Regions from separate parts of the Homo sapiens genome. Here region 2 is linked to region 1. Evidence: chromatin loops called from intact Hi-C (ENCODE). Cell type or tissue: heart left ventricle. All regions are shown on one strand. Each heading gives the region's core, and the rest is flanking DNA. Links, peaks and the distances in the headings are about the cores only.

Region 1 (15,887 bases), core at 4,849-9,848:
TCTGGAAGGGCTCCTGGGACTCAGCACACAGCTGTGCTCATGGCGAGGCTTTATCCTTTTGCTGTGGTGAGGACACACGCTGGATCATAAGGGGTCAAGGCACAGGCAGAGTCTAGAGGAACCCATGCCAGGCTTCCTTATGCTCTTTCCGACCACCAGGGTCCCACAGAGCCCACTGTCCCTCCGTAAAAATGCAGCAACACACGTGTGACATTTCTGCCTGGGGAAGCCCAGTACCGACTTAGTGCCCAAAGGTCTTAACTGGGGTCTGGTCACATGGGCACCCTCTGCCTAGCAAAATCCTAGACTCTCAGATGGAAAGTAGGTGTTTGGCATAAATTGTGTTGTCTGCACAGACAGTCTAGCCATGGGGAACCACCTTATCAGTTAACTGTTAACTAGGGATGCTCTGAGAGCCAAGTTCCCAGATGCCAGCCAAGGGCCAACCTTGCAGGCAGGTGTTTCTATGAACAGCAGTGTCAGGCCCGCTGTGATAACTCCTTTCTGCACAGGCTGGGTATGTTTCCAACTTCCCACCTGACTCAATTTGCTCAAAGTCAAACTCACTCTCTTCCTCCCAGCTGTTACACCTATACCCTATCTTTTTTTTTTTTTTTTTTTTTTTTTAAGAGACAGAGTCTTGCTCTGTCACCTAGGCTGGAGTGTGGTGGTGCAATCATAGTTCACTGCAACTCCTAGGCTCCAGTGATGCTCCTGCCTCAGCCTTCCAATGTGCTAGGATTTCAGGCATGAGCCACTGTGCCTGGCCAGGACCTATCTTCTGTTTCCCCTTCTTCTCCACCCCTCCTATCCACTGGCCCTCAAATGCAAACTCCTCCTCCGTCTCCATTGCTGCTGCCTTCAGGGGGCTCTCCATCCCCTCACCCAGCATGGCTTCAACAGCCCTGTCCCATTTCACTTCACATCCCTCTAATCCCATCCTCACATTACTCAGTGATCTTTTAAACATGAAAATTGGGGCTGGGCACGGTGGCTCATGCCTGTAATCCCAGCACTTTGGGAGGCTGAGGCAGGCAGATTACCTGAGGTCAAGAGTTCGAGACCAGACTGGCCAACATGGTGAATCCCCATCTCTACTAAAAATACAAAAATTAGCCAGGCGTGGTGGCACACGCCTGTAATCCCAGCTACTTGGGAGGCTGAGGCAGGAGAATTGCTTGAGCCAGGGAGGCAGAGGTTGCAGTGAGCCGAGATCATGCCACTGCACTCCAGCCTGGCTGACAGAGTGAGACTCTGCCTCAAAAAAAAAAAAAGAAAAGAAAAGAAAATTGGATCATTTCACTTCTCCATTGAAAACCCTTTGAAACCCTTTAATGGCTTCCAAATGCACAAAGAATTTTTTTAAAAAATCCACACCTCCTAACAAGCCCTCCAAGCTCCTCTGTGGACTGCCACCTACTAGCTCCCAGTCTTATTTTATGTCACTCTATCCCCCTGGTGACACTTTCTTTTGTCACTTGCTCACCAAGCCCTTTCTCACTTAGCGGATTCCCACATGCCAGTCCCAAGCCTGGGATGCTCTCTCTCGTGCTCCCCCATGGCTTTCCCAACTCATCCTTAGGGTCTCAGGTTGACAATCACAGCCTAAGAAAGTCCTTCCTATCTCCTCCAATCTAAGTGAGGTCCCTGTAACTCTCATAATTAACAATTCTATGTATCTCACATTGACTGTTCTTTTGTTTGTTTGTTTTGAGACAGTTTCGTTCTTGTTGCCCAGGCTAGAGTGCAATGATGAGCCTTAGCTCACTGCAACCTCTGCCTCCCGGGTTCAAGAGATTCTCCTGCCTCAGCCTCCCGAGTAGCTGGGATTACAGGCACGTGCCAGCACCCCTGGCTAATTTTTGTATGTTTAGTAGAAACAGGGTTTCGCCATGTTGGCCAGGCTGGTGTCAAACTCCTGACCTCAGGTGATCCGCCCGCCTTGTCTTCCCAGAGTGTTGGGATTAATACTGTTCATTTAATGCTTCCCTCCACCCGACTAGACTGCAAGCTCCATGAGGGGAAGGACTCTTTGTTCACTGATGGATATTTGGAGCCAACCTAGTGCTGGCCATGTGGTAATGCACTGTTTCAGTTAGCTTGGGCTGCTGTAACAAAATGCCACTGACTGCATGGCCTATACAACAGAAATGTATTTTCACAGTTCTGGAGGCTGGAAGTTTGAGCTCAGGGAGTCTGTATGGCTGAGTTCTGGTGAGCACTCTCTTCCTGGACTGCAGATGGCTGCCTTCTCACTGTGTGCTCATACAGCCTTTCCTCCATGCACGTGTGTGGAGAAGAGATAGGGAGCTCTCTGCAGTTTCTTCTTATAAGAGCACTAATCCCATCCCAAGCGCCCCACCCTCAGGATCTCATTAAACCTAATTGTCTCCCAAAGGCCCCAGCTGCAAATACTGTCACTTTGGAAGTCAGGGCTTCAACATATGAATTTTGGGGAGACACAAGTCAGTCCATAGCTAACGATCTCAGTGTTCCGAGAAAAAATGAGTGAATTGCTGACAGAGAAGTATTTCTAAAATGTAGTCTAATCTTGTCACTTCTTTCCTGAAAGTTTTTCAATAATTCCCACTGCCTATAGAAGAAGTCCTAAAGTCCTCAGCTCAGCATCTGGGCCTGTGATAACCCAGTCCTGGGTTACCATGGGGATACTCAGCAGTGCCCCTGGAAAGTATGGCTTTCTCTTTCAGGAGCGTGCCCAGAGTTCATGCCTGTTCAATAGCCCCTGCCTCCCAGGGGGCTGCTCAGCTGTCTGCAGCATTGGTGCCGCTGAACCTCGTCCACAGCTCCCTCGAAGCATGCTCTCTGCAGCCCGAGTAGTACATCCAAGCATCAGAGTGAACAGATGCAGAAAACTGCCAGAAACATGTGCTCCCAGAGCTGAGAAGCTGCTGCAAAGAAGCCTCATCCTGACAGAGGCAGAGCCACACACACACGGAATTGGGCCTGAGTCTCTGGAGAGAAGAGGCTGTTCTGAGATGAGCCCAGAACCTATCCCTCAGCACTGGGCATCACCACTTATGAAGCCCCTTGCCCACCCTTGAGAATGTCCCCCATCTGCTGGGCAGAGCACCACAAGACTGGTGTGAACTGGCACAGCCTTGGCCTATCTCTGTGAGTGTCCTTCCCAAGTTCTGGGAGTGATTAATGGGTCAGCACGGCCCATAGTGGACGCTCCGTAAATGCGCATTCCTTTCCTCGCTCCCTGTTGCCCAGCTTGTAAGCCTACGCCTTGACCTCCACATCAAGCATGTGCTTTTAGGTCAGAGGCTTCCAGTCCTGGCCCTCCTCTCCAACACACTTTCTCCTGCTCCGTGGACAACTGGCATTGCCCTGATTAGGTTACGCACTATCCCAGTGGCTCACTGTGGATGTATTGGTCCTTAATTCCCAATAGCCTCGCCCTATCTGGTGATGAAAATAAAATCTGGAGGCAAATTTGCTAGAACTTCAGCCTCCCACCATATTGCAAATTGAGAGCTGACTTTGACGTCATATATATGCTAAAGGATCAGCACGTGTTAGAAAAGGAACAGGCGGAGCGTTAGATGGCCTGGTTTTGAGTTTTGTCTTCGCCATTCACCAATTAGGTGACCTTGGGCAAGCCATTCAGTCAGTTCCTCTGAGCCTCAGTTTCTTCATCTAGAAGATGTCCTACCAGCCTCAAAAAATGTATGCAAAAATCAAATGAAAGAATGCTGTGTGACGGTGGTTTGCAAATTACAACACACTACATGAATGTAGGAAATTCAATACCTTATATCCTTAGGAGACTGGGGGCATCACTTGCTGGAATAGTATTTTGCTTACCACCAGATCCCCGGGTTGGAAGAGGGTCTAGGCAGAGAAAGATAAAGAAACGCATAAAATTACCTAATTTAGTGAACACCAAAATTGGTAGCATAAATTCTGTGCATGCTGGCAAGTTGGAGGGAATTAAGGGGAACAAAAAAGCAGACCTGGATGTGTTTGGCTCAGTGGTGTGGAACTTCAAATCCCGTGCCAGGCTTGGCAGAGATGTGCAGTGTAGACCACACTCCTCTCTCCTCTGAGTCCTAAGCCTTTGGGAAATAAACACAAGATGTGAGGATCAAAATGTCAGCTTTATTTTTTATAATAGCAAAAGATTGGGAACAACCTGATGCCCATCTGTACGGGACTAGTTAGATAAATTACGGAAATTCTTTCAACAAAATACTATGCAGCCATGGCTGGGCACGGTGGCTCATGCCTGTAATCCCAGCACTTTGGGAGGCCAAGGTGGGTGGATCATGTGAGGTCAGGAGTTCAAGACCAGCCAGGCCAACACGGTGAAACCCCATCTCTACTAAAGATACAAAAAATTAGCCAGGCGTGGTGGTGTGTACCTGTAATCCCAGCTACTAAGGAGGCTGAGGCAGGAGAATCTCTTGATTTTCCTGAATCTGGAGGCGGAGGTTGCAGTGAGCCAAGATCGTGCCATTACACTCCAACCTGGGCAACAAGAGCGAAACTCCATCTCAAGAAAAGAAAAAAAAATACTATGCAGCCATTTTAAAAAGTGAAAAACAGCAAGGTGTTGAACCATATCTATGGTATGCTACCAATTGTGGAAGAAATATGTGAGTGTAAGCACATATTTGTCTGAATGTGTATAAAACACGCCCAGAAGAGGAGATGCTTAAACACAGGTGCCTCTGCTGAGGAGAACTAAGAAGCTAGGGGAAAACAAAGGGGAGAACATTCACTCTCTGCCTTTTTGCACCTTTTGAATTTTGAACTGTGTAACCATAAGACTGCATGATCGTGTGCACGGATGTGCCTGTGCATGTGTGTGTGAATCCGCTTTACTGGACTCGATAAACATCTTGGACTTAAAGCCAGTGGGCTCCCTGCTTCCTAATACTCAGCTATCCACCGGAAGTTCAGACTGTGTGATCTGCTCGTGGGGAAGTTAAATCCAGACAGCAAGATGAAGTACCAGAGTAACAGAAGGCGTGCTGTCAGCCCCTGCAACAGAGAACCAAGGGGCCGTGACAGCAGCATCCTTCTCCCTCTCCTGACACTGGAAGGGAGAAACTGGCAGTTTCTCCAACTGGACCTCCTCGCCCTGCTGCGGCAGTGTGAAGAGAGGGAGGATGAGGACCCTTCAGAACAGTACAGGAAATGTTAGCATCAAGTGGGCGAAGAAAAGATGGGGCAGGTGTGGAACAGTGCAGCTGGGGAGGGGGATGCCGAGAAGGAAACTGACAAGAGGCTGCGAGGCAGGGCTGATGGATGATGAGAAGGAAGAGAGGTGTCAGGGCCTCGAGGATCATACACCTTCACGGGGGCCAGGAAATGAGAGGGTGCTGCTGGGTGCAACCCAAATATTGTGTTCGTTAGTGAGACTGGAGAGCGAAAGGATGCAACCTTTGATCTTGCACAGTGAGTGAGGATGCGGATATGATGGGGCCGCGACAGACTTTCACCAGGGCGTAATTCAGCCCGATTCTAAGGAGGTCCCTCCCTCTCCTGATCCCTCACTGTCCTCTGCCCATTCCCAGCCCCCACATTTAGCAAAACCACTCCGCTTGGCGTTCCAATGTTCTGTTTTACATTTGGCTTTGTTCAGCAGCAGCCTCTGTTTAGCCAGTTTCTGCTTGGGAGCCAAAGCGCCAAGAAACTACACAAGAAGAGCAGAGCCTGGACAGGATCAGAAAATGCCAGAGATTTTGCCACCAAGCCTGCTCCGCCGAGACTGCCAGGAGAGCTTTGCAAATGGAATCAATCTGAACGTAGCTGATGAGAAACATCTGAATGGAGGAAGCCAGGACAAACAGAAATCACTAAGTTTCCCACTGCAGTGGGCTGGAGTGGCTTCCCCAAGACTTCTAGTTGTGCGCATTTACCTTTCTATCATGAAGAAGACTCATGCTACTTCTTGGAAACCTATACAGTTCACAATGACAGACCCTGACCTCACGAACTCCGCTTTCTCTCCAGTCCCCAAGCCCTTCCGCCCCCCAGTCTGCAGGTGATTCTTTGGCTTTGTTGCTGTGTTTGATACATTTTGATAGCAGACGGGTCAGAGGTAGATTTTGGTCACATTGTATGGTGTCTCCTTTTCTCCAGAATTTGAGAACATCAGGAAGCCTCACCCACTGCCCAGATATGTCCTTACAACCCCCAATTAAAAGCCCAAGATACCTCCCAAATGTAGTTAAGGAATTTGGGGTGTGCTCCTGCAGTTTCCTCAGGGACACATACCCAAAGCCAAGCAAGTGGTGGCCTTATTCATTGTGACATGTCTCAGATGATGTTATAATAATGGAGCGTGCTTGGCCGACTAGAGCTCATAAGGAAAAGAGTTCAATCCAAAACCGGGACAGTGGTTACCTAGCACATTTCGAGGGAGAGAACACTCCAATTCCGACTAATACATGCTCTTGGATCCTAGACCACTTTGTCTTCAGAGTGGAAAATCGGAATACTCTCACGAGATACTAACTTTAGGCCAGGTGCAGTGAGTGGCTCATGCACTTTGGGAGGCTGAGGTGGGAGGATAGCTTTAGCCCAGGAATTCGAGACCAGCCTGGGCAACATAGTAAAACCACATCTCTACAAAAATTAAAAAACTTAGCTAGATGTGGTGGCATGCACCTGTAGGCCCAGCTACTTGAGAGGCTGAGGCAAGAGGATTGCTTGAGCCCAGGAGGTGGAGGCTGCAGTGAGCCAGGATTGTGCCACTGCACTCCAGCCTGGGTGAAAGAGTAAGACCCTGTCTCAAAAATTGTAAAAAAGAGACATATCAACCAATAGATAAACATTGATTCAGCAGTGTCCGGCTTCCTTCCCCTGCCTGCATATCCACCACTCAGCCTTCTCAATGTTAATGCAGAGCAGCTGGCCAGCTGCAATTACCTGAGCAGACTGTGGCATTCAACACCCGGACATGGTGCTTTATCAGCCGGACACTTGACGTTTAGCTGGCACAAATCTGGGTAAATGCCAAATTGAGATCTGGCATCTGCAAAGCTTTGGCCCAGGACTGAGACTGAAGGTGATTGATGGTTCTGTAATTGTATAGTTAGGAAACCCTGAGTTTAGGAACATGAGTGACGCGTCCAGAAACAATTAAACCATTGGTCAGGGAGTTGCCCTGCTTCTTGCGTTCTTTGAAGAATAACTTAGCTATGTGTTACTCTGAGCATAAACATTACACTGACCTTGATCCAGGAATTTAAACAGTGTCATGTAATGTAAACACTACAAATACCTTCTTGCTGAAATCGTCTGTTTTCAGGATGGGTTAGGGTTTCTTCTCTTCAAAAGTACTTTGGGGCACTGGATTTAAAATTCACAGTCAGATCTGCATTTTTCTCCCATTTACATTGCGTGGCCTTCAAGCATTCTCACCAGCTTCTAAGGTTGAGGGAGCCCTCTACTGATGGCACGGCTGTAATTTCACAGCACATAGCAAGGAAAACTGGATGACGTCTAAAGAACTCCTGGATCTGAGAACGGTAACCAGTCTCGAAACCTAGAGCAGACAGAGCTCTGTTTCTAGAGCCTATGAAAAGCCAGGCTCTAGAAACATCCTTGGTTTCCTCAAACTATCCACATTATTTCAGGTTTTATACTTTCAGGCAATAGAAGAAAGAAAGGTCTGAAAGGAAAGTCGTGTTCTATGTATTGAAAGCCTACATATTTCTGTGTGCACATGCACACGCATGCCCCTATACACATGTGCATGCACATGCACACACACACGTATGCGTGCACTTCTGCTTTTACAAATATACACACGCCTACACATACACTTACATACTCTGCAATTGCAGCATCATGGCCCGCTATAGGAAGACTTTGCTCTGTGTGTGCGTGTCCTGGAGGAAAGGCGTGGGAGGTACATAAGTATACATAGAATTCCAGAATTGTGGGACTGGATGGAACATTCACCCTTTGTGGCATGTTCAGAGGACAACTCTGACGAGGCCACAGCTTGAGAAAAGAATTCTCCCCAGCGGCTGTGGCCTTGATGCTGGAGGTTAACAGCTTAACACCAGGGTGTGGTACCCAATTCTGAACTCAGGAAATTAATGACGATAAGGGTGGGCTGCCTGCCAAGGCCCGCGGTGTGAATCCCAAGAGAAGCACCTTCTATTTTGAGACCTCCTCCAACCACGGCATGCTGTCCTCTGCTCTCATGCACGTCCCACCTCTCTGTCTGTGTGCTGCTTTCTTCGACTCTTTTATTCCTAAACTTTCCTGGGTTTCCAACCCATGGACAGTGAGAGCAACTTATTTCCTTGCCCATTGATTCATCAAAAAGAATAATCATGTGGTATTAGGAATCAAATACCTGACACAGATGTCAATAGGAAGATGTCAATGGTATAACTCTTCCCTTGCCAAGAACATCAAAGGGAAGAGAGGGGAAATGGCAAACAGAGGATCAAACTAAGGCTGGACAAAAGGAGATAAAAGCACAATAATGTTCTCTTCCTTGAGAGGGCTCCCCTGGAAAGGAAAAGTGAAAGCACAGTCTCGCACCACATCATATAACCGACGCTACCAGGTAACCGCACACGCCAAAGGAGCCAGCCCTGGAAAATCAAAAGATCAAAAGACACCACTCCTCTGCTCAAAAACCTTCAGTGACTCCCGTTGCCCGTAGAAAATCTACAGTCTTTAAGAGGACATTCAAGGTTCTTTGCTTTTCCTGCCACAGTTCCTACCCACCCCCAACACGTGTAGCTCACTCTCATGTTAGCCCGTAGACCACTGTCACCTCATGGCTTTCCTGCTACTGTTCCTTTCTTCTCTGTGTGTGTGGGGCCTACCCATCCTTCAAGAGTCAGCTCAGATGTCACCCTCTGCATGAAGCTTTCTCCAGCTCTCCCAGGCAGAATGTATTTCTCTATCTCCTGTGTACCCAGAGGATTTTGTTTATGCCTTCCGCCCCCACCACCATAACACTTACGGACAGCCTTCATAGTTGGGTCTCCTCTACGTTTATACATTGTGGTCAAGCCCACATCTTACTCACGTTTGCATCTCTCTTGAGTTCCCACCCCGACCATGTCACTCCATGCCCACCACTGATCCTTCTCTCCTCATTCCGCATCCTCATTCTTTCTGCCAGGGACCTACCATAGCATCTCCCATACAATCAATTCTTAATATTGTACATTGCCTGTTCCATGAAACTAAATTAACACCTAAGATTAGGGGAAAATATAGTTCACTCCAAAGACAGAAAAAAGGTAAGTGAGATATTGTGTCAGATCCTAAGTAATACAAAGTCTCCAGCATGGGCAACATAGGGAGATCCCATCTCTACAAAATAAAAACATTTTTTTAAAACCTAGCCAGGTGTGATGGTAAGCACCCATGGTTCCAGCTACTCAGGAGGCTGAGGTAGGAGGATTGCTTGAGCCCCAGGAGATTGAGGCTGCAGTGAGCCATGATGGTGGCACTGCACTCCAGCCTAGGTAACAGTGCGATACCCTGTCTTAAAAAAACAGAAAAGGCCGAGTGAGGTGGCTCATGCCTGTAACCCCAGCACTTTGGGAGGCTGAGGCAGGTGGATCACGAGGTCAGGAGTTCGAGACCAGCCTGGCCAACATAGTGAAACCCTATCTCTACTGAAAATACAAAAAAATTAGGCAGGCGTGGTCACAGGCACCTGTAATCCCAGCCACTTGGGAGGTTGAGGCAGGAGAATCGCATGAATGCTGGAGGCGGAGGTTGCAGTGAGTGGAGATCGCACCACTGCACTCCAGCCCAAGCGACAGAGTGAGACTCCATCTCAAGAAAAAAAAAAAAAGAAATAAAGAAAGAACTCTCATTTGTCAGTTCCAACATGGCTCGTCTAAAAGCTTCTCAAGGCTGGGTGCGGTGGCTCAAGCCTGTAATCCCAGCACTTTGGGAGGCCGAGGTGGGTGGATCACCTGAGGTCAGAGGTTCGTGACCAGCCTGACCAACATGGTGAAACCCCGTCTCTACTAAAAATACAAAAATGAGCCAGGCATGGTGGTGCACCTGTAGTCCCAGCTACTCAGGAGGCTGAGGCAAGAGAATCACTTGAACCCAGGAGGCAAAGGTTGCAGTGAGCCGAGATCGTGCCACTGCACTCCAGCCTGGGCAACAAGAGCGAAACTCCATCTCAAAAAAATAAATAAATAAAGTAAAAGCTTTTCAAGGTTTTGAATCCCTCCCCGTTTCAGGGCCCTGCCTTCTACAGGTGACCATGGCGCACTGAGACCAACTTTCAACTTTTGAGCAACTGTGAATTAAAGACCTCCCCTTCCTCAAGACACTTTAGTGTGGTCTGCTAGAAATTTGTCATAAACACTATCCAAATATGCTAGGAGCAGGAGATGAGTGACACCTCCTGGGGTTGTACAATGAACAGCCCTAAGTGGCCTTAAGAATACTAAGTTGAACACAACCAGTCAGTGTTTGTCCTTCAAGGTGGGCACCACCGTGGTGCACGGACCTTGGAGTGTGAGAAATCTGAGTTAACATCTTGGATAACCATCCTAACCATTAGCTTCCAGGCCTCTAAAATGTAGCTCATCAAAAAACCTCTTCACAGGGTTACTTTTAGGATTACACAAGATTTTAAATATCGAGTGCTTAAGGACTCACAACAAATGTTCAGTCAGTGAAAGCCACTATTATTACAGCAATGCTCCTAAAATTCAATACATTTCTGAAAGGCATCTTTCCAAATTACCGTCAAAGCCCTTTTATAAGCCACATGCAAAAATCATGGGTTTTCTGTGTGTGTGTGTGTGTGTGTGTGTGTGTTTCTTGCTTTTTTTAAGACAGAGTGTCACTTTGTCGCCCAGGCTGGAGTGCAGTGGCGCCATCTCGGCTCACTGCAAACTCAGCCTCCCGGGTCCAAGCGATTCTCCCTTCTCAGCCTTCAGAGTAGCTGGGATTACAGGCATACACCACCACATCTGGCTAATTTTGTATTTTTAGTAGAGATGGGGTTTCACCACGTTGGTCAGGCTGGTCTCAAACTCCTGACCTCAAGTTATCTGCCCGCCTCAGCCTCCCAAAGTGCTGGGATTACAGGCATGAGCCACTGTGCCTGGTTTATTGCTTTTGCTAAAATGATATTATTGTATCTGAGTCTCCATTTTATTAATCAGATATAGCTAAAATGATATTTAGATGTTTATAAAAGTCAAATTTGTTGTTTTAAAAAAAAGGTTTGCAGCCACTGACTATATGTTTCAGTTACTTAAAGAATTCCAAAGGCATTGGTCAAAACCAAAATTTTTTATAAAAAGCATTCACATCTTATACAAATATCCCAGGTATGCCAGGCATGGCGGCTCACGCCTGTAATCCCAACACTCTGGGCAGCCAACGGGGGGTGGATTGCTTGAGCCCAGGAGTTCAAGACCAGCCTAGGCAACACAGCAAAACCTGGTCTCTGCAAAAAATACAAAAAAAATAGCCAGACATAGTGGCAAATGCTTGTAGTCCCAGCTACATGGGAGGCTTAGGTAGGAGGATCTCTTGAGCATGGGAGGTCAAGGCTGCAGTGAGCTGAGATCACACCATTGTACTCCAGCCTGGGTGACAGAGTGAGACCCTGTATTTAAAAAATAATAATAAATAAATATATATATCTCCCAGGCATTCTCCACAATATCTAGCAGAAAGTTAGACACAGTTGTTCCTTCCTTAATACAAATTATCAACTACATATTGAGGGATGATAATTGTAAAAATCAGGTCTTCTGAGTTCATAGCATAGAATCCAAGAAACCTACAGTTTTGGAAGTAACCCAACCTGTAAGGTCAGTTAAACTGACATTCTGGATGGCTCCAGGGGATGTCAGGAGAGTAACATTCTCTGGGTTCCCTTCTGGACCTGAGAATAACTTTAATTACTACTTCATATTCCAGTGTTCCAGTGCTTAGCCAGAGAATGTCCTTGAAGGGTCACTTGATTCACTAATAAATACTGCCAACTCTGCTTTTTCAAGGGTGGATTATGATTAATTCAATCAGCAAGCACTTTCCAACCCCTCTCATGTGTAGAACAGAACACTTGACACTGTACGAGTTACCAAGCACATAGCACATGCATGACCCCTGACCTCACGGGGTTTCCAATCTAGGGGAGACTAGAATCTAGAATTCCAATCTAAAATCTTTCAATTGTAGTCAGTATATACAACAATAAAGTATGGATTATGATACAATTACTTGTTGACAAAATAGTAGAAATAATGCGTGCTATAGAAAGACACCTGTGGATGAGAGTCGTTATGGAGGCCCTAGAATCAAACTCAGCCCCAGTAGACAGAAAAGCTTTCACTAGGCAGAGAGAATGGGAGCCAATCTAGGCAAAGAGACCACTACAATAATGACAAATGGTACAAGGCGCATTGGAAAATGGAAAGTAGACCAATCCACTTACATAGAAGTTAAAGTAAGGGTGCAGTGGTTATAAGATCAAAAAGACAGTTTGGAGGCTGGGCATGGTGGCTCTCATCTGTAACCCCAAAACTTTGGGAGGCCAAGGTGGGTGGATGCCTTGAGCCTAGGAGTTTGAGACCACCCTGGGCAACATGGTGAAACCCCATTGCTACAAAAAAATACAAAATTAGCTGGGTGTGATGGCGTGCACCTGTAGTCCCAGGTACTTGGAAGGCTGAGATGGGAGGATCACCTGAGCCTGGGGAGGTGGAGGCTGCAGTAAGCCATGATTGCACCACTGCACTCCAGCCTGAGCAACAGAGCAAGACCCTATCTCAAAAAAAAAAAAAAAAGAAAGAAAAAGAAAGGTAGTTTGGGACTACATTGTGAGGAATCTGAATGGCAGAAGCAGGAATTCATACTGTATCCTGTATAGACTAGGAAGTGATGCTCTCACATGGCACATTGTAGAAAGTTGGGCAAAGATACAGAAATGCTGAACAACTGGTTGTTTTTTGTTTGTTTATTTGTTTTTAATCGAGAGAGAGTCTTGCTCTGTTGCCCTGGCTGGAGTGCAGTGGTCCGATCATAGCTCATGGCAGCTTCAACTTCCCAGGCTCAAGTGATCCTACCGCCTCAGCCTCCAGTGTAGCTGGGACTGCAGGCAAATGCCACCATGCCCAGGTAATTTTTGTATTTTTTGTAGAGGTGGAGTTTTGCCATGTTGCACAGGCTGGTCTCAAAGTCCTGGGCTCAAGCAATCCGCCTGCCTTGGCCTCCCAAAATGCTGGGAGTACAGGCGTGAGCCACCGCGCCTGGCTGAAATGCTGAACTTTTAATGGCCCTTCTTGGTTCATGGCCGAGAACAAAGAAAAAGAAAAAAAGATCAACCAGCTCTTCTGACATCAGCTCTGTAGTCAAAAGTATTCACAGGGGAGTGAATCTAAATCTTCTGGCAAAAAAAAAAAAAGACTACAACTTGGGGATTAGCTGTCCACTTCAGCCTTCCATGTGCACTCTGGCCTGTCTGACCCAGAGTCATCAGCAATGAGCAGCTGAAGCAGGAAAAGCAGCAGAAACTCAGAGCTGCGGTGGCTGGAAAGAAATTGTTCCTGGCAGTGAAATCTGCCCCATCTATGCCTGGGATCAAGCAGTGGGATTAGGTGGTTTGCTGGGCCCCACAGCATGGTCTGCGGTGCTGTCAGCAGCCTTTAATGAAAACATGACTGTGTAGCACGCAGTGGTGGCCGGTTTATGTGCTAGATATTAAACGCAGGCTTACGCATCCCTCTATTTATACATGCACCCAGACCTGCTGGATAACTGCCATTCCATTCAAGGGAGGTGAAATAAGACCCTCCTGTGCAGCACACTGAGACACACAGCACACATTCCTGGAAGCAGCAGGCAAGAAAGAATTTGACCTCCAACCACAAAAAGGAATCCCATAGGGGAAACCACACAGTGGCCTAACAGACCACAAACAGAAATCCATTTCAGAGTGTGGAAAGCTAGTCTTGGTGAAGTAGTAGGTGGGATTTTGAACAAGTCACACCAAGTTAGAAGCACAGGAAGGCAACACAAAGGGCACAGCGGGCACCACCTGTCTGCATTTGCATCAGCTTCATTGTCAAACGTCAGTCTTGACAAAATCCTGCCCTTGGGAGACCACCTAGGTCTAACTTCATTCCCCAACTCATCGGGCTCATCTGCCAACAGTCCTTCCCCAGAGACTGACGGTTTCAACCCAAGCAGAAAAGCAGACTGCAGAGGCCAACAAGGTGGGTTGTGTGGGAACTTGCTAGACTGAGTTTGACAGCCCCTACCAAGACAAGCGGCTGGCAGCTTATGCTGACAAAATTCACTGCTACATAGCCCTTTAGTTCCAAACCACCCACCTCCTGTTGCTTTCTGATTCCCCACCTGTGAGCATCTATAGACAGACCATGTTTTATTTTCTTCGTCACCTCTTTCCTAATGCTTTCCCAGATTACCGGAACTGAATGTTTTCTTTTTTTTTTTTTTCTTTTTTGAGACAGGGTCTCACTCTGTTTCTCAAGCTGGAGTGCAGTGGCACCGTCTCGGCTCACTGCAACCTTGACCTCCCATGCTCAAGGAATCCTCCCACCTCAGCCTCCTGAATAGCTGGGACTACAGGTGTGTGACACCATGGCCAGCTAATTTTTGTATTTTTTGTGCCAATCAGAAAATCTTTGAATCCACCTATGACCTGTAAGCCCCACCCCACTTCAAGTTGTCCTGCTTTTCCAGACCAAACCAATATATACCTCACATGTATTGATTGATGTCTTATGTCTCCCTAAAATGTATAAAACTAAGCTGTGCCCAACCACCTTGGGCACATGTTCTCAGGACCTCTTGAAACTGTGTCTCAGGCCCTGGTCACTCACAGTTGGCTCAGAATAAATCTCTTCAAATATTTTACAGAGTTGGGCTCTTTTCATAGAAAATGTAATATGCCCTCAATGAAAACCTGTTGAGTGAACGAATGTACAAATCAATGAGTACATAAAGCAATAGTGAATGAGTGAATGGATGGTTAGATTGTCAGTATTGCTGAGATTTAAAGAAAAGGAAAGTCACTCCAGATATTGATCAGGTTGAACCTCTTGCCTTTACTTAGGTTAGTCATTATTTAGTCTTATTTTACAGAGGAGCCAACCAAGGCCAATGTGGACTAAACACCTTGAAAAGGCCATAGTGCTCATCTCCTAATGTAGAGCTCTTTACTCTATACCATTCTGCACAATACTGCTATCTGGTTTGGGTGGTTTCAGTATCTGGTACATATATCATGGGATTACCTTCAAGAAGACCAGGAAAAATACCCTACTTCTTTTTATCCTCTTCTTATTAACCCCTTCTTAATTTCTTGTCTTTATAGAGAGCAGAGATGAACATATACTTATAACAGGAAGACGCTCGACTCTGTTGTTGTTGTTTGTTGTTGCTGTTGCTGTTGAGGTAGAGTCTCACTCTGTCGCCCAGGCTGGAGTGCAGTGAGTGGCTAGATCCTGGTTCACTGCAAACTCTGCCTCCTGGGTTCAATCAATTCTCCTGCCTCAGCCTCCCAAGTAGCTGGGATTACAGGCGCCCACCACCAGCCCAGCTAATTTTCGTATTTTTAGTAAAGACAGGGTTTCACCTCGTTGGCCAGGCTGGTCTCAAACTCCTGACCTCAAGTGATCCACCCATCTCAGCCTCCCAAAGTGCTGGGAATACAGGTGTGAGCCACTGCACTAAACCAGAAGATGCCCCCACTCTATAAACAAGGCAGACATGGTCCAAACAAGTCCAAAATGCAAAAGTCTTTCAACATCAAACATAATTCCCAGATTTGAGTCCACAGACATGGCAAGGAGGAAACTTTTATCAAAAGAAATTGCCAAATCGTGGGAATGTGAGAAATGAGTCCATCACAGGTGCTTCATCAGTTCAGC
Region 2 (15,887 bases), core at 6,912-11,911, 67 kb after region 1:
GTGGACTGGGTTAAAAAAAAAAAAAAAGAAACTCCAGTAAAAAAAACTGGACTCATAAAATTGCTAATCTGACATCATACAGAACAATAATTAAGTAGATGGGACTAACCTGATAAATGACTAAAATGATGTTTATGACTTTTTTGCTTGAAACATTCTTTTATTTACTTACTTATTTTGAGACAGTGCCATGCCATGTCGTCCAAGCTGGCTTCAAACTCCTGAGTTCAAACAATCCTCCCGCCTCAGCCTCCTAAGTAGCTGGGATTATAGGTATGCTGCTAATTGTTTTGTTTTCCAGAGTTAAAAAAAAACTTTTTTTCCTCTTAAGCTATTTATAACCTACAGTAATTGGGAAAGTATACTTTTGTGAGCAAAATGGAAATATTTACTTTTCTCCCTAACTGATATCTTCAAAATTTGGAAACTATTAATGAGTATTTTTATTTTATGGCAATATAGGTATTTGAATAAACTCAGTAATAATCTGTTTTCTTTTGTGATAGGACACAATTAGAGACACTGGTTATTTTACCAAGGCTTTGGCTGGAATGTCATATTTTCATATGTGATGGGGCTGCTTTAAGGAACTGAAACTGACTTTAAAGTCAACAGACTTGGAAAAAGACTGTCCTGGTTCCTTGTCTATACAGTTTCTTTAAAGGATTTTTGATCCTATGGTAAGTAAAGAATGTCACTTTCTAACAGGCCCAGGAACCTCAAGATATTTTGGGGACCTTGATGATTGGACTCCGGTGAAGACTCCAAGATGGCGATCGCCACCTCACATACCCTGACTCAGCATTTCCGGGTTCACCTTTCCTGTTCCCGCCACCCCGACTAACGCGCATGCCCACTAGGGCGTGTCACACTCAGAAGCGCGAAACTCAACCGACCCCACCCCTACCCCGCCCACTCCTCACCCAGCATCCATAAAAGCGCGCTGCACCTTTGGCACAGCGCGACTTCCCTGGCCCTCCCCCTGCGGGCCAGTGAACCTCGCCCAAGAGCTCAATAAAGATTTTTGCCCTCTTTGTCTCGCCTCTCGGCCTTATTGATCCACGGTCCCCTTCCATTGCCTTTCACTTGAGAAGAGAAGAATTCATCCAATTTGTGTAGTTATTACACGTATAATCTGATGGAAAATCCTTGGCGTGGCTTCCTACCCTTGAGAGGCTTTTTTTTTTTTTTTTGAGACAGAGTTTCACTCTTGTTTCCCAGGCTGGAGTGCAATGGCACGATCTTCTCCGCCTCCCAGGTTCAAGCAATTCTCCTCCCTCAGCCTCCCAAGTAGCTGGGATTGCAAGTATGCACCACCACGCCCGAATAATTTTGTGTTTTTAGTAGAGACGGGTTTCTCCATGTTAGCCAGGCTGGTCTCGAATTCCCAACCTCAGGTGATCCGCCCACCTTGGCCTCCCAAAGTGCTGGGATTACAGGCATGAGCCACCATGCCTGGCCAGCTTTTAAAAATATAATCTGAGGTTCTTATGAAAAAGCCCCTGCAAAGACAATTTATAAAGAGCCTATATAGCCAATCACTATTGCTGCTTTACTTTATGCAAATAATCAAGCCATGTATAATAGGACTAAAATTATTCTGCAATTAAATTGGTTCTGCTATGATTTATCTTTGGTAGAAATGGGGGACTAGAGATTGAAAAATTATGTTTCAGAAAAAAAACTATAGTACACCTGTTATTAGATTCTACCACTGACCATTGTTTCTATTATTTGCCTACAATTCAGACTGAATTTTGAATTCCTTCCTGGTTACAAGTCTCCAAACTAATGTTTCCAACATTTTATTCCATTTTTCTGACTTGGACTCACTGAAATTGCTACTACCTTTTTCTGGAGGGCCTGCAAGCTGAAGCTCATGAATAAACAACCTTGTGATATGCAAATTACAGACCAGAAAAGCTGTCAGATTGCTACCGCCTATTTCTACTTCAGCTGAGAATGCTTTGAGTTTAACATCAAGACACCAACTGACTGCCCTCCAAACTCTGAAGAAACTGGTTTATACTGTTCCAAACATTAACCTTTGTGTTTCTTCTGTGTGAGAGCCTGTCTGCAACACCATCTCCTGAAATCAGATACAGCTGTCTAATGGGGCTGGCCTATTTCCAGAAATGGGAGACTGGGTTAATGGGATCCTTTGCCACTCAGCTATTAACTGAAATATTCTCTCCACAGCCACCAACTCAGCTTTCAGTGTGTGAAACATCTAGGGAAGTTTCATATGGAAATGTTGTTTGCAGAGAATGTTTCCCCAAAAATATGGTGCTTTGACATGTTAAGTGCTTTTGAAAATGGAAAGGCCTCAGAAATAAGCCTCAGAATCAAGGTCCCTCTAATTTTGTCTTTTTCCTCTCTCTCCAAGGGCACAGAGAGTCTCCCTCTGGAATTCCTTTATCTGACCAAGAAAGCTTCTCACCAAAAGAAACACAATCGCCTTCTATCTCCTTCCTGAAATCTCATCATCTATTTCAGGAAAGAAGGCTGAAGAATGACCTTTACACGTGGTTAACCAAATGTATGCCTTTCCTGATGTACAGCTAATTGCCATAGACTAATGCAGGACTCTTTATGAAAATGGCTCCCCTGTTACTCCAACTTGGCCAATTTCTGCATGTTATCTTTTGACAGCTCACTTCTGTGGGACAAGCCACTCTAAAAACAGACATTTCTAGCTCCAAAGACAATATGTAACAAATCTATGGCCAACCAATAATAATTGATCAGCAGTGCTGCCTCCTGTCAGATCTTGATCAAAACAGGGAATGTGAAATGTGATATACAAAATGGCGTCACTCTGGTTCAGAGCTCTAAAATTAAATCAGGGCTGGGTGCATTGGCTCACACCTGTAATCTTCACTTTGGGAGGCCAATGCAGGAGGATTGCTTGAGCTCAGGAGTTCAAGGGCAACATAGTGAGACCTTGTCTCTACTAAAAACAACTACAAAAATCAGTTTGGTGTGATAGCATGTGACTGTAGTTCCAGTTACTCAGGAGGCTGAAGTGGGAGGATCACTTGAGCTTGGGAGGTCAACGCTTCCAGGAGCTGCAATCACACCACTATACTCTAGCCTGGGTGACAGAGTGAGACCCTGTCTCAAAAATAAATAAATAATTAAATCAAATTAAATTGGGAAGCCATTCAAAGAAGTACTAATTCTATAAAACCTGCAACCTTGGAAATAAAAAAACCCAGAAACTTGCCTTAAACCTTTGAACTGGGCCAAATCCCCATGACCAAAACATCTTGGAAAATAGATAAATTTTGCCAGCACTATAACGCCTAAACAGCTACAACCAATGAACTATGGACTCATGTACTAAGCCAGCCTCCTCTACCAACAATAATTCTTTCAAAACAACTAGTGTAATCACCCTCGGCATCTTTTTAAAAATTACTATTCCACTTTATTTTTCAGAACACAATGTGGCCTTTGACCACATCTGTTTCTCCTGAATCACAATTCCTAAGACCCCAATAAGTGTCTTAACTGCTTTGCAGTCCGGCCTTTCATGCTTCTTGATTAACAAGAATAACATGAGAAACTTACATTTTAATGGCATCATTTTGCTGATGTATTGAGTATTAACTGGAGAGAGGCAAAAGAAGACTCAAGGAGACTAGTTAGGAGATTATGGAAATAATCCAGGCAAGAGATGTTGATGACTTGCCTCAAGGCAGTAGTGGTAAAGATGGAGAAAAATGATCAAAGTGTGTGGGGGTGTGTGTGTGTGTATTCAAGATAGGGTCTTGCTATGTTGTCCAGGCTGGACTCGAACTCCTGGACTCAAGCACCTGTCCCACCTCTGCCTCCTGAGTAGATGGAAGCTGGGACTATAGGTGTGTACCGCCACACATGGCAGATTGTGTAAACATTTTAAAGAAGGTGCCAACAGCATTTGTTAATAGACTGAACAAGGGATGGGAGAGAAATCGAGGAATAAAAGATGATTCCAGGACTTGTGCCTAAGCAACTAGAAGGATCCCATTGAATTAGTTCAGAAAGACCGAAAGGAGCATATTTTGATGGGGAGGATAGGGATGATCAGGAATGTAGTCTGCAACATGTTAAATGTAAGATGCTCACCTGCTATCCGGTGGACGTGTCAAGTAAATAGTTGGAGTCACCTTGAGATTGGAAGATATTACTAAGGGAGAAAGTACAGACAGAAAAGAGAATAGTTCCAAAGACTACTGAGGGGGCAGCAAGGATGATTAACAAAGGAGGCTAAGGTGGTGAGTGAGGTGGGAAGGTAATTGGGAGTGTGTGGTGGTGTCCTGGAGGTAACTGAAGAAAAGACTTAAAGGAGGACGCAATGATCAATGCAAATGGCACTGTTATATAAGATGAGAATGAAGAATTGATAATTGGCTGCAGCAACTCAGAGGTCACTGATGACCTTGACAAGAACAATTTGTGTTGACCAGTGAGAGTGAAAGCCTAACTGTAGTGAACTTAAGAGAAATGACTCAACAGATACTTGTATGCACATGTTCATGGCAGCAGTATTCACAATAGCCTCAAAATGGAAACAACCTAAGTGTCCATCAACAAGAAAATGGGGCCGGGCGTGATGGTTCACGCCTTTAATCCCAGCACTCTGGGAGGCCGAGGCAGGCGGATCACAAGGTTGAGATTGAGACCATCCTGGCCAGCATGGTGAAACCCTGTCTCTACAAAAATACAAAAATTAGCTGGGCGTGGTGGCGCATGCCTGTAGTCCCAGCTACTTGGGAGACTGAGGCAGGAGAATCGCTTGAACCCAGGAGGTGGAGGTTGCAGTGAGCCAAGACTGTGCCACTGTACTCCAGCCTGGCAACAGAGCAAGACTCTGTCTCAAAACGAAAACAAGAACAAAAACAAGAAAGAAATGGATAAATACAATGTGCTATATGCATACAATGGAATGTTACTCAGCCATGAAAAGGAATGAAATTCTGACTCATGCTACCATATAGACAAACCTTTAAAACATTATGCTATGTGAAAGAAGCCAGACACAAAGGAATAAATACTGCATGATTCCACTTATAGAGGTACCCAGCGTAGTCGAATTCAGAGACAGAAAGTAGAATGGTGCTACTAGGGGCTGGGGGGCAGGGGAGAATGGAAGCTATTGGTTAAGGAGTATGCAGTTTCTGTTTGGAATGATGAAAAATTCTAGAAGTGGACAGTGTTGATGGTTGGACAACATTGTGAAAGTAATTCGTGCCCCTGAATTGTATACTTGAAAACACTTAAAATGGTAAATTCTATTATATATACTTAACCACAATAAATTGGCTGGGCATGGTATCTCAAGCCTGTGATTCCAGCACTTTGGAAGTCCGAGGTGGGAGGATTGCTTGAGTCCAAGAGTTCAAGACCAGAATGGGCAACATAGTGAGACCTGCCCCTGCAAAAAAAAAAAAAAAAAAAATTGAAAAAGAAAAAAAAATGTTTAATGACTCTCTGACAAAATGAAACCATAATTGAAAAAGAAAAATTGAAAACAACATAGACAAATCTTTCATGAAGTTTTGTTTTAAAGAGTCAGGGGAACAAAGAAATGAGGCACTAGTAGAAGAGGGAAAGGGGTCAAATAAGGATTTTGTTTTCAGAAGGGTGAAATTACAAGTTGTTTTAGGCCAATTGAAATGATCCAAGAGAAAAGTAAAATGATAATGCAGGAGAGGGGAGGGTAGCTCCAACAGTGCCACTGAGTAAGCGAGAGGAGAAGGGGTCCGGCGCTGAGTGGCAGCATGGCCTTTGCTAGCAGGACAGAAAGGGGAATTCTGTGATGAGAAATGCTGGGAATATGAGATTCTGTACCATCTTGACTGGGAGAAGGCAGAGTCCATGGCTCCACATGCTGGGGAATAGGGGAAATTCTCCATTCTCCTCTGACTGCTTTTATTTTCTCTCTGAAATAGGAAGGATATTCATTGTGGTAGACTGAGTAATGGCCCCCAATGATGTCCATGTCCTAAACCCTGAGATCTGTGACTGTGTTACCTTACATGGCCAGAGGGACTTGGCAGATGTGATTAAGGGTAAGGACTGTGGGCCGGGCGCGGTGGCTCACACCTGTAATCCCAGCACTTTGGGAGGCCGAGGCGGGCGGATCTTGAGGTCAGGAGTTCGAGACCAGCGTGACCAACATGGTGAAACACCATCTCTACTAAAAATACAAAAATTAGCTGGGTGTGATGGCATGCATCTGTAATCCCAGCTACTCAGGAGGCTGAGGCAGGAGAATCACTTGAACTCAGGAGGCAGAGGTTTCAGTGAGACGAGATCATGCCACTGCACTCCAACCTGGGCACCAGAGCGAGACTCTTTCAAAAACAAAAAACAGTAAGGACCATGAGATGGGCAGCTTTTGCTGGATTACCAGGGTAGGCCCGATCTAATCACATGAGTCCTTAAAAGTGGAAGAAGAGAATGAAGTACTGAGACATGGATGAACCTTGAAAGCATGCCAAGTGAAAAAAGCCAGTGACAAAAGAGCATATACTGTGTGATTCCATTTACATGAAAAGGCCAGAAGAGGAAAATCCATAAAGGCAGAAAGCAGATTAGTGGTTACCAAGGGTTAGGAATGAGGGCAAGAATAAAAGATAATTGCTAAAGGGCACAGGGTTTCTTGGGGATAGTGAAAATGTTCCAGACTTGGTTCTGGTAATGGATGGATGTACAGCTCCGTGAATATACTAACAACTATCAAATTGTCCACTTTAAATGCATGAATTATGTGGTATGTGAACTATATCTTCACTATGGCTATTACTAAAAACAGTGGAAGGGGGCTGGGTGTGTTGGCTCACGCCTGTAATCCCAGCACTTTGGGAGGCCGAGGCCGGGAATTCAAGACCAGCCTGGCCAGCATGGTGAAAACCCATCTCTATAAAAAATACAAAAAATCAGGTAGGCATGGTGGCACGCGCCTGCAGTCCCAGCTACTCGGGAGGCTGAGGCAGGAGAATTGCTTGAACCTGGCAGGTGGAGGTTGCAGTGAGCTGAGATCACACCACTGCACTCCAGCCTGGGTGACAGAGCGAGACTCCATCTAAAACAAAACAAAACAAAACAAAATAAACAGTGGAAGAATGAGGCAGAAGAACATGGTTGAGAGAAACGTGATGATGGGGAAAGGGGCAGAGAAGAGTTGCTGGCTTTCAAGATGGAATAAGGAGACCATGAGCCAAGGAGTACAAGTGGCCTCTAGAAAGGAGAAAAGGCAAAAAGGGCTTCTCTGTATGGCTTTCAGAAATGGACATAGTCCTGCCTATATCTTGATTTTAAGCCAGGGAGACTTCTGTCCAACTTGTGACTTCTAGATTGTGAGATAAAAAACGTGTGTTGTTTTAAGCCACCATATTTGTAGTAGTTCTTTTTTTGTTTTTGTTTTGTTTTGTTTTGTTTTGTTTTTTGAGAGTCTCACCCTGTCGCCCAGGCTGGAGTGCAATCGCGCAATCTCAGGTCACTGCAACCTCCACCTCCCACGTTCAAGCAGTTCTCCTACCTCAGCCTCTCAAGTAGCTGGGATTACAGGTGCCCACCACCATGCCCAGCTAATTTTTTGTATTTTTAGTAGAGACGGAGTTTCACCTTGTTGGCCAAGCTGGTCTCAAACTCCTGACCTCAGGTGATCCACCCACCTCATCCTCCCAAAGTGCTGGAATTACAGGTGTGAGCCACTGCACCCGGCCTGTGGTAGTTTTTTATGATGGGCATCAACTGAGAGAGAGTGGTAAAGGAAGTATTGGAGGACTGACAGAAGAGATGATAGAAAATAGTCTTCTAAGTGCAAAAGAATGAATGAGCCAGAAAAATGGAATATAACTGCCAAACAGAATTAAAAACACATAACAAAATTGAGAACACCTTCTCCCCCATCTAGATGGCTACTATGAGAGTTCCATTTTTTTATAAGAAAATATTAATTACCCCACTGTTGTGCAATTTTTTTGTGACCCAGTGAAGATCATCTGTTATAAGTTTGGTGAATGATTAGATCATAATCCTAACCACAAATGATTTCTGCATTGGGTTATTAGCAAACACTGTCCTCAAAAATGAATGCAATGAGCTGTTTCAGTCTTAAGCACTGCAAAATAAAATAAAATAAAACAAAAGTCAATCCTTGCAAAATCACCTGTGATTATTGCTCAACCCGTAAGATAAGACTCAGCTCAAATGTATTCGCCAACATGGAGTCTACTGCTAAAATAGAGTCCCCTTCAGAGGAATCCTCCCCAAGCTGTTTCTCAATGTACTAGTCAGGGTTCTCCAGAGAAGCAGAACAAATAAGAGATTAGATATATATTTATTTAATAGGAGACATACTGTGGGCATTGTTTCATGCGATTAGAGGGCAAGGAGTCCCACGATCTGCCATTGGCAAGCTGGATCCAGGAGAGCTGATGGTGAGTCAGAAGTCAGAAGGCCTGCGAGCCAGGGGAGCTGATGGAAATCCTGGTCTGGGTCCCGAGGCCTGAGAATCAGGAGCACAGCTGTCTGAGGGTGGAAGAAGATGGATGTCCCACCTCAAGCAGAGAGAACAAATGCACCCTTCCTTCACCTTTTTGTTCTATCCAGGTCCTCAATGGATTGAATGACACTCACCCATGTTGGTGAGGGTGATCTCTACTTAATCTACTGATTCAAGTGCTAATCTCTTCCAGAAACATCCTCACAGACACACCCAGAAATAATGTGTTACCAGCTATTTGAGTATTCCTTAGCCTAGTCAAGTTGACACATAACATTAATCATCATACTCAGGGATGGCCCTGTTGGATACAAATAAGGAAAACCCTCCTAGCAGAATCCTGGGGCGGCCATACTGAACTTAATCCACTCTTAAGGAAGTAAATTAACAAACAGATGCACATTAAGTTTGCTGGCCCTATGATCTACTTTATTGTCTTCCTCCAGCAAGATGTGCTATAAGATCTGGGCAAGTGACCTCTGTAGGTTGCTCTTCTTTTTCTTCTTTTCTAAAGAGTTTTTTAAAAATTGTGGATATTCTAGTTGTCTTTCATCATTTAATACTTTTTTACCCTAGAAATAGAATGTACACACATTTAATTCATATGAACTGAAGAAGGCTTGAGAGAGGGAAGTATAAGCATCATTTGACTAAGCAAATTAATGCCCAAAGTAAGCAGAATATAGAAGACACAAACGTGTCATTCTCTCAGTTGGTCTGTTTCCAGGTGCCTCTCATAGTGTGGGCATCTAGCAGTCTGAGTCCAAGTCTAGAAGTCCTACATGCAAGCCAATGACTTCCTCTGGGGCTCAATAGAAGGATGAGCCATCTGTTCCAATGCTGCAAGGAAAATCCTCTAGGTTGGACTTACTGAGAGACAGAATGTCAGCCTCCAAGGTGGCTCATAAATGCAATATATTGTGCCTTATGGGCAATTTAAGAGATCTTCAACAGTAATGTTGACTATACATGATCTTCAATTTGTAATGCACATTTTAAATTTTTAGAGAATTTTCAGTTTTACTAATAGAGCAGAAAACAAAAAATAAAAAGGCTAAGTGAAACCAAGTGTGGAAGCAAATGGCATGTAAAAAGTAAAGTAGAGGTTCCTCTTCAAAAAGACTTTCCTCCCTGTCTAATTAGGAATAAATAGTAACTTCTCTTAGAAGCAAAATTTATTCAAAGACCTGTGCTAACATTCTCAGATATCTGCTAGCCGTAATAAAGAAATCAATGTACTTTGTGTTCTTAGCTCCCACAATTTAGCCTAAATATTTGCCCTGGCATGCTTATACTAGTCCAAGCAAGCATTAGGTCATAGCCTGTTCCTCTTCCTTATTTGGAGGTATTTTTACCTTTCTCAGCATTCCACAAGTTACTGCCTCCTTCCTTTGTTCTCCTCTGCTTTTGTCTCTTTTAGAAAGTTCTAAGTTGCTAGCCAGTTGGGACAAATACAGAATTTCAGGTCCTATTCCAGGCAATGGAAACCACACACAGCAGTAGGGTAGACGTGTCAGGTTATAAATAACCCTGTCTCCTTTGTTCGGTGTACTCTCGTGGCAAAACAGCTGGCTAGTGTGCCCTTTCTGCAGAAAGTAAAAATGGCCTTGCTGAGAAAATTAAATTTACGTTCAAGTGGTATTTCTTTGTGGCACTGGGAAACAAGCATTTCTAACAGGCATGTCAGACATGTTAGAACATACATGTTCTAAAGTAGATAGAAAGGGAAGGAAGGACCAAGACATAGCAAATATTCATGATTCACTAAATATACATGAGACACGTTAAGCCCTTGACATTGTTGAAGACTTACATCAGCCACTCATAGTTGATATTATTCTAACCCCATTTGTCCTTTGCCCCAAAAATGCAAATGAAATTGAGACCTACTCATCAGGCTGATTGATGAGATACAGCTACTGCCATGCATACCTATCCCTATGTCTTTCCAATAGGCAAGTCCCTGTGTATACTGGTTCCATACACCTTCCGTCTGGTGGATTCCCTTGCTTAGACATCACCTCTGATCCTCATAACCTCACCGTCAGAAAGAAAAGCTGGCACAGCAAGGGGAAAGACAGGACTATGAACATTGTGTAATCTAGATTCAGGTAGTATGGTCCTTCACCCTGCTTGTACCTTACCCAAAGGGTGTTAATCTACCTCACTCTTTCCTCTTACTTCTCACTGAGTGTTTTAAATTTTTTAATAAATTGTGGGATTCTAGATACTTAGTTTGGCCTGTGGGTCTTCCCCTGACATAGCTTTGCCTAAGGGTCTAGGAGGCTACCATTGCCCCAAGGTAATTTCTCATACAACAGGAGCTGACCTTAGGACCTTTGCAAAAGATACGACTGTATTGTTTTGAGGGCTGTTACATCTGTCATTTAGCCCATAGATTGCAAAATTATATACAACTACATCCAGACCTGATCAACTGAGATTCTGGAAATGAAAGATAAATGTAGTAGCTGGTCATGTCTTTTACTTGTTTCTCATTTAGTAGGCAAGGTGTCTGTTCTACATGGGAAAACTGCATTATGCTAGACAAGAGAATTTATGAAATTAGACTATGGAAAGAAATATGCATGTGCTCAACTATGAGATTATCTGCCTGGTATAGTTCCTTCTCCTAGAAACTGCCCCATAGCATCCACACATCTGGCATGAAAGCTGCATTTTCTGTTTTGTTTTGTTTTTTTTTTGAGATGGAGTCTCGTTCTGTCGCCCAGGCTGGCGGGATCTCAGCTCACTGCAAGCTCTGCCTCAGCCTCCTGAGTAGCTGGGACTACAAGGTGCCCGCCACCACGCCCAGCTAATTTTTTTAATGTATTTTTAGTAGAGACCGTGTTAGCCAGGATGGTCTCGATCTCCTGACCTTGTGATGCAACCGCCTCAGCCTCCCAAAGTGCTGAGATTACAGGCGTGAGCCACTGCGCCCAGGCTGCATTTTCTTCTAAGAAAGTTGATTGGTTTAGGGATGAGTACTCAAACCAAGCTAAACCAGTAAGTCTCTTCCCTGGGATTTATAAATTTAGAACCCCCCAAAATTGAGGTTAGTTCCTCTTCAATATATAGATTTGTATGGTGTATTCCTACAGATTAGAGTATATAGGCATACTTTGTTTCATTGTGCCTCACCTTATTGCACTCTGCAGATTCTGTATTTTTCACAAATTGAAGATGTGTGCGGCAACCCTGCATCGAACAAGTCTATTGGAGCCATTTTCCCAACAGCATGCGCTTACTTTATGTCTCTATCACATTTTGACAATTCTCACGATATTTCAAACTTTTTCATTAATTATTATAACTGTTACGGTGATCTGTGATCAGTGAACTTTGATCACTATTATAATTGTTTAGGGGCACCACAAACTGCACCCATGTAAGATGGTAAACTTAATAAACATGTGTGCTCCTACTGATCCACTGACCAGTTGTTTCTAGTCTCTCTGCCTCTCCTCAGACCTCTCTATTCCCTGAGACACAACAATATTGGAATTAGGCCAATTAATAACCCTAGAATGGCCTCCAAGTGATCAAGTGAAAGGAAAAGTCACATGTCTCTCACTTTAAATCAAATCTAGAATTGATTAAGCTTAGTGAGAAAGACAGATCAAAAGCTGAGATAAGCTGAAAGCTATGCTTCTTGTGACAAAACAGCCTTAGATTGGAGAGAGATACATTTAGGACTTTAATAGCTAGAGAGAAGAAGGCAGTGGCTGGTTTCAAAAGACAGGCTGACTTGTTTGTTAGGGGCTAAAGCAGCTGGTGACTTTAAGTGGAAACCAATGTTCATTTACCATTCTGAAAATCCGAGAGCCCTTAACAATTATGCTCAATCAATTCTGCCTGTGCTCTATAAATGAAACATCACAGCCTGAAGAAGAAAGCACATCTGTTTACAGCATAGTTTACTGAATATTTTAAGTGCACTATTGAGACCTACTGCTCAAAAAAGATTCCTTTTGAAGTATTACTGCTCTCCAACAGTGCAACTGGTCACCCAAGAGCTCTGATGAAGATGTACAAGATTAATGTTGTTTCCATGCCTGCTAACACAACGTCTATTCCGCTGTCCATGGATCACAGAGCTATTTCTACTTTCAGGTCTTACTTAAGAAATACATTTCAGCCAGGTGTGGTGGCTCACACCTGTAATCCCAGGACTTTGGGAGGCTGAGGCGGGTGGATCACGAGGTCAGGAGTTCGAGGACCATCCTGACTAACACAGTGAAACCCCGTCTCTACTAAAAATCCAAAAAAATTAGCTGGGTGTGTTGGCGGGTGCCTGTAGTCCCAGCTACTCGGGAGGCTGAGGCAGGAGAATGGCGTGAACCCGGGAGGCAGAGCTTTCAGTGAGCTGAGATCGCCCACCGCACTCCAGCCTGGGTGACAGAGCGAGACTCCGTCTCAAAAAAAAAGGGGGGGGGGAGGGGGAATAAGAAGCCAGGCGCGGTGGCTCACGCCTGTAATCCCAGCACTTTAGGAGGCTGAGGCGGGCGGATCACGAGGTCAGGAGATCAAGACCACCCTGGCTAACATGGTGAAACCCCGTCTCTACTAAAAATACAAAAAAATTAGCTGGGCGTGGTGGCGGGCGCCCGTAGTCCCAGGTACTCGGGAGGCTGAGGCAGGAGAATCGCTTGAACCCGGGAGGCAGAGGTTGCAGTGAGCCAAGATCACGCCACTGCACTCCAGCCTGGCGACAGAGTCAGACTCCGTCTCAAAAAAAAAAAAAGAAAAGAAAAAACAAAACTGCCTCTGCAACTGGCACATTTCCCAAAAAAGCATAGCTAAGAGATGAAGCTCAAGACAGTGAAAGGGCCCAGATTGCACAGCGGTGTGAAAGCCACGCTGAGGGTTTGGGACTTTATCCGGGGAGCAATAGGAAGCCATTGTTGGCTGACATCACTGCTATGCATTGCAACTCTGGCGACCATGTAGAGAATGAGGAAAAGGGAGAGTGCATTTGGGAAACCACGTGAGTGGTATTATAATTCTCCAGGCACAAGCTAGTATCATCTTATTTTAGGACGGTGGCAGTGGAGAGGGACACATTCAACAGGACTTGTTGATGGATTGGAATTGAGATACAGTAGTAAAGTAGCAAAGTCACCCTGCTTCACTGGGTGAATGGTAAAATGTGAACACTAGAAGAGGTATAAATTTTAGGGTAAGAGAGTGAGATTAATTTTTTATATATGTAGTTGTATAATCTAATCTAATAAGGAGGCAAGGTCGGGTAGAAAGGATTCATGCCTTAATGCTAATGCTTTTGGACTAAATAACTAAGTTTCCATTCAGTTATAATGGTCTTCCACAAGGAAGTGCCATCTTTTGCAGAATTTATTCCCCCAAAGAGCTCGTGGCTGAAATATAACTCCTGGAATTTGCCTGGAATTTGAATTCCTCAGAATCATCCACACCAAGTTAATAATTAAAGGTTCCTCATACTGTCTACATTTGTTTTTTTCACCTGTGTACAGGATTCTGATTTCACAAAATCCTCCCAGCAGTATTATTTAACCTAGTGTCAAAGAAAGGTGTGTATATTCCAGCAACCCAGAGGCAAGTCTCTACCAGCTCAAGAAGGAAAAAGGTGGGAGGCTGCAGAAGCCACAGAAACTGACCCTGCCCAGAGCCAAAGCAGACAAGAGGGCTCCTGCAAAGTTAATCTTCTTTGAGATTTTCTCACACCCTCTCCAAGCATCTAGCATTGAGCTCTGAAGGGCCTCACGGTCATTTGTTCGTTAATAAATTCTTCAGACCTGAGGTGGGGGTGGAGTGGAAGGATGATAAAATATTTAAATGTTAAATGAGAAAGAAAAGCAGGAAAGGGCTCAGGTATGGTAGCTTATGCCTGTAATCCCAGCACTTCAGGAGGATCACTTGAGCCCAAGTTCACATAGCAAGACCCATCTCTACAAAAAATTTTTAAAATTAGCCAGGCACAGTGGCGCACTTGTAGTCCTAGCTATTTGGAAAGCTGAGGCCAGAGGACGCTTGTGCCCAGGAGTTTGAGACTGTATTTAGCTGTGATTGCACCACTGCACTCTTGGACAACACAATGAGAGCCTGTCTCCAAAAAAAAATTTTTTAAGTGGAAAAGGCAGAGGAGACAAGGGAATAATCTAAGGGAAGAAAAGTTTTTAAATGATAAAAGCCATATATGACAAACCCGCAGCTAATATCACACTGAACAGGAAAACATTGAAAGCCTTTCCACTAAGATCTGGAACAAGACAAGGATACCCACTTTCACCACTCCTATTCAATATATTTCTGGAAGTCCTCACCTGAGCAATTAGGCAAGAGAAAGAAATAAAGGGCAACTGAATTGGAAAGGAAGAAGTCAAATTATCCTTGTTTGCAGATGACTTGTTCTTATATTTAGAAAAACCTAAAGACTCCATCTCTCAGAACTTTGATGAACGAATTCAGTTAAGTTGAAGGATACAAAAATCAATTGATTTTCTTTTCTTTTCTTTTTTTTTGGAGATGGAGTCTTGCTCTGTCGCCAGGCTGGAGTGGCACGATCTCGACTCACTGTAACCTCCACCCCCTGGGTTCAAGTGATTCCCCACCTCAGCCTCCCAAGTAGCTGGGACTACGGGCGCGTGCCACCATTCCCAGCTAACTTTTTTGTATTTTTAGTAGAGATGGGGTTTCACTATGTTGGCCAGGCTGGTCTTGAACTCCTGACCTCGTGATCTGCCTGCCTTGGACTCCCAAAGTGTTGGGATTACAGGCGTGAGCCACCACACCCAGCACAGTTGATTTTCTATATGCTAACAGCCATCAATCTGAAAAAGAAATCAAGAAAACAATCTCATTCACAATAGCTACAAAAAAGCAAAATAAAATACCTAGCAATAAATGTAAGCAAGGAAGTGAAAAATCTCTACCCGGAAAAGTGTACACATTGATGAAAGAAAATGAAGAGAACAAAAAAAAAAAAAAAAAAAAAAGGAAAGATATCTCACGCTCATGAATTGAAAGAATTAATATTGTTAAAATATCCACACTACCCAAAGCCACCTACAGGTACAGTACAATCCCTACCAAAATATCAATGACACTCATCACAGAACTAGAAAAAAAAATCCTAAAATTTGTATGGAACCACAAAAGACCCTGAAAAGCTAGGGCAATTCTGAGCAAAAATAACAAAGCTAGAGGCATTCCTCTACCTGACTTCAAGTTGTACTACAAAGGAAAGCAAATTTTTGTGTCAGTGTAGTAGTTGAGGAGCTGCCACCACAGCCCCTGGAGAAGCACTTAGAAAAGACTTGCCTCATGGTCTTTTATTGACTATCCTGTTAAAGGCACTAGGAGAGGTAGATAGGATTTGACTACTTCATTTCCACCCTGATTCTTGTCCAGT

Evidence for each region. Hi-C counts contacts between places; a loop is a spot of excess contacts. Peaks named below come from ENCODE experiments on the same cell type or tissue, not always from the same donor. Only the 100,000 strongest peaks of a DNase experiment are listed, where the experiment ranks them.
Region 2: it touches region 1 in a loop (2.5-fold over the local background); 17 of 110 quality-filtered maps call a loop at or near these places.

The regions. Positions count from the first base shown.
Region 1 is chr11:130,381,687-130,397,573 of GRCh38, reverse strand. It overlaps ZBTB44-DT (ZBTB44 divergent transcript), which reads right to left. Exons shown (of 7, transcript NR_148980.1): 3 at 3,978-4,079; 4 at 3,775-3,855; 5 at 1-61. Among named protein-coding and RNA genes, the nearest start is that of ADAMTS8, 39 kb to the left of the region's middle. RefSeq lists an enhancer at 13,552-14,096. In heart left ventricle, for the core only: a CTCF peak has its summit at 7,430 (motif pointing left); a DNase peak (open chromatin) is centred at 8,095; H3K4me3 peaks cover 854 bases; H3K27ac peaks cover 420 bases.
Region 2 is chr11:130,316,527-130,332,413 of GRCh38, reverse strand. All of the region lies in intron 1 of ZBTB44-DT (ZBTB44 divergent transcript), which reads right to left. Among named protein-coding and RNA genes, the nearest start is that of ZBTB44-DT, 9.5 kb to the right of the region's middle. In heart left ventricle, for the core only: no CTCF peak of the experiment used is centred there; no DNase peak of the experiment used is centred there.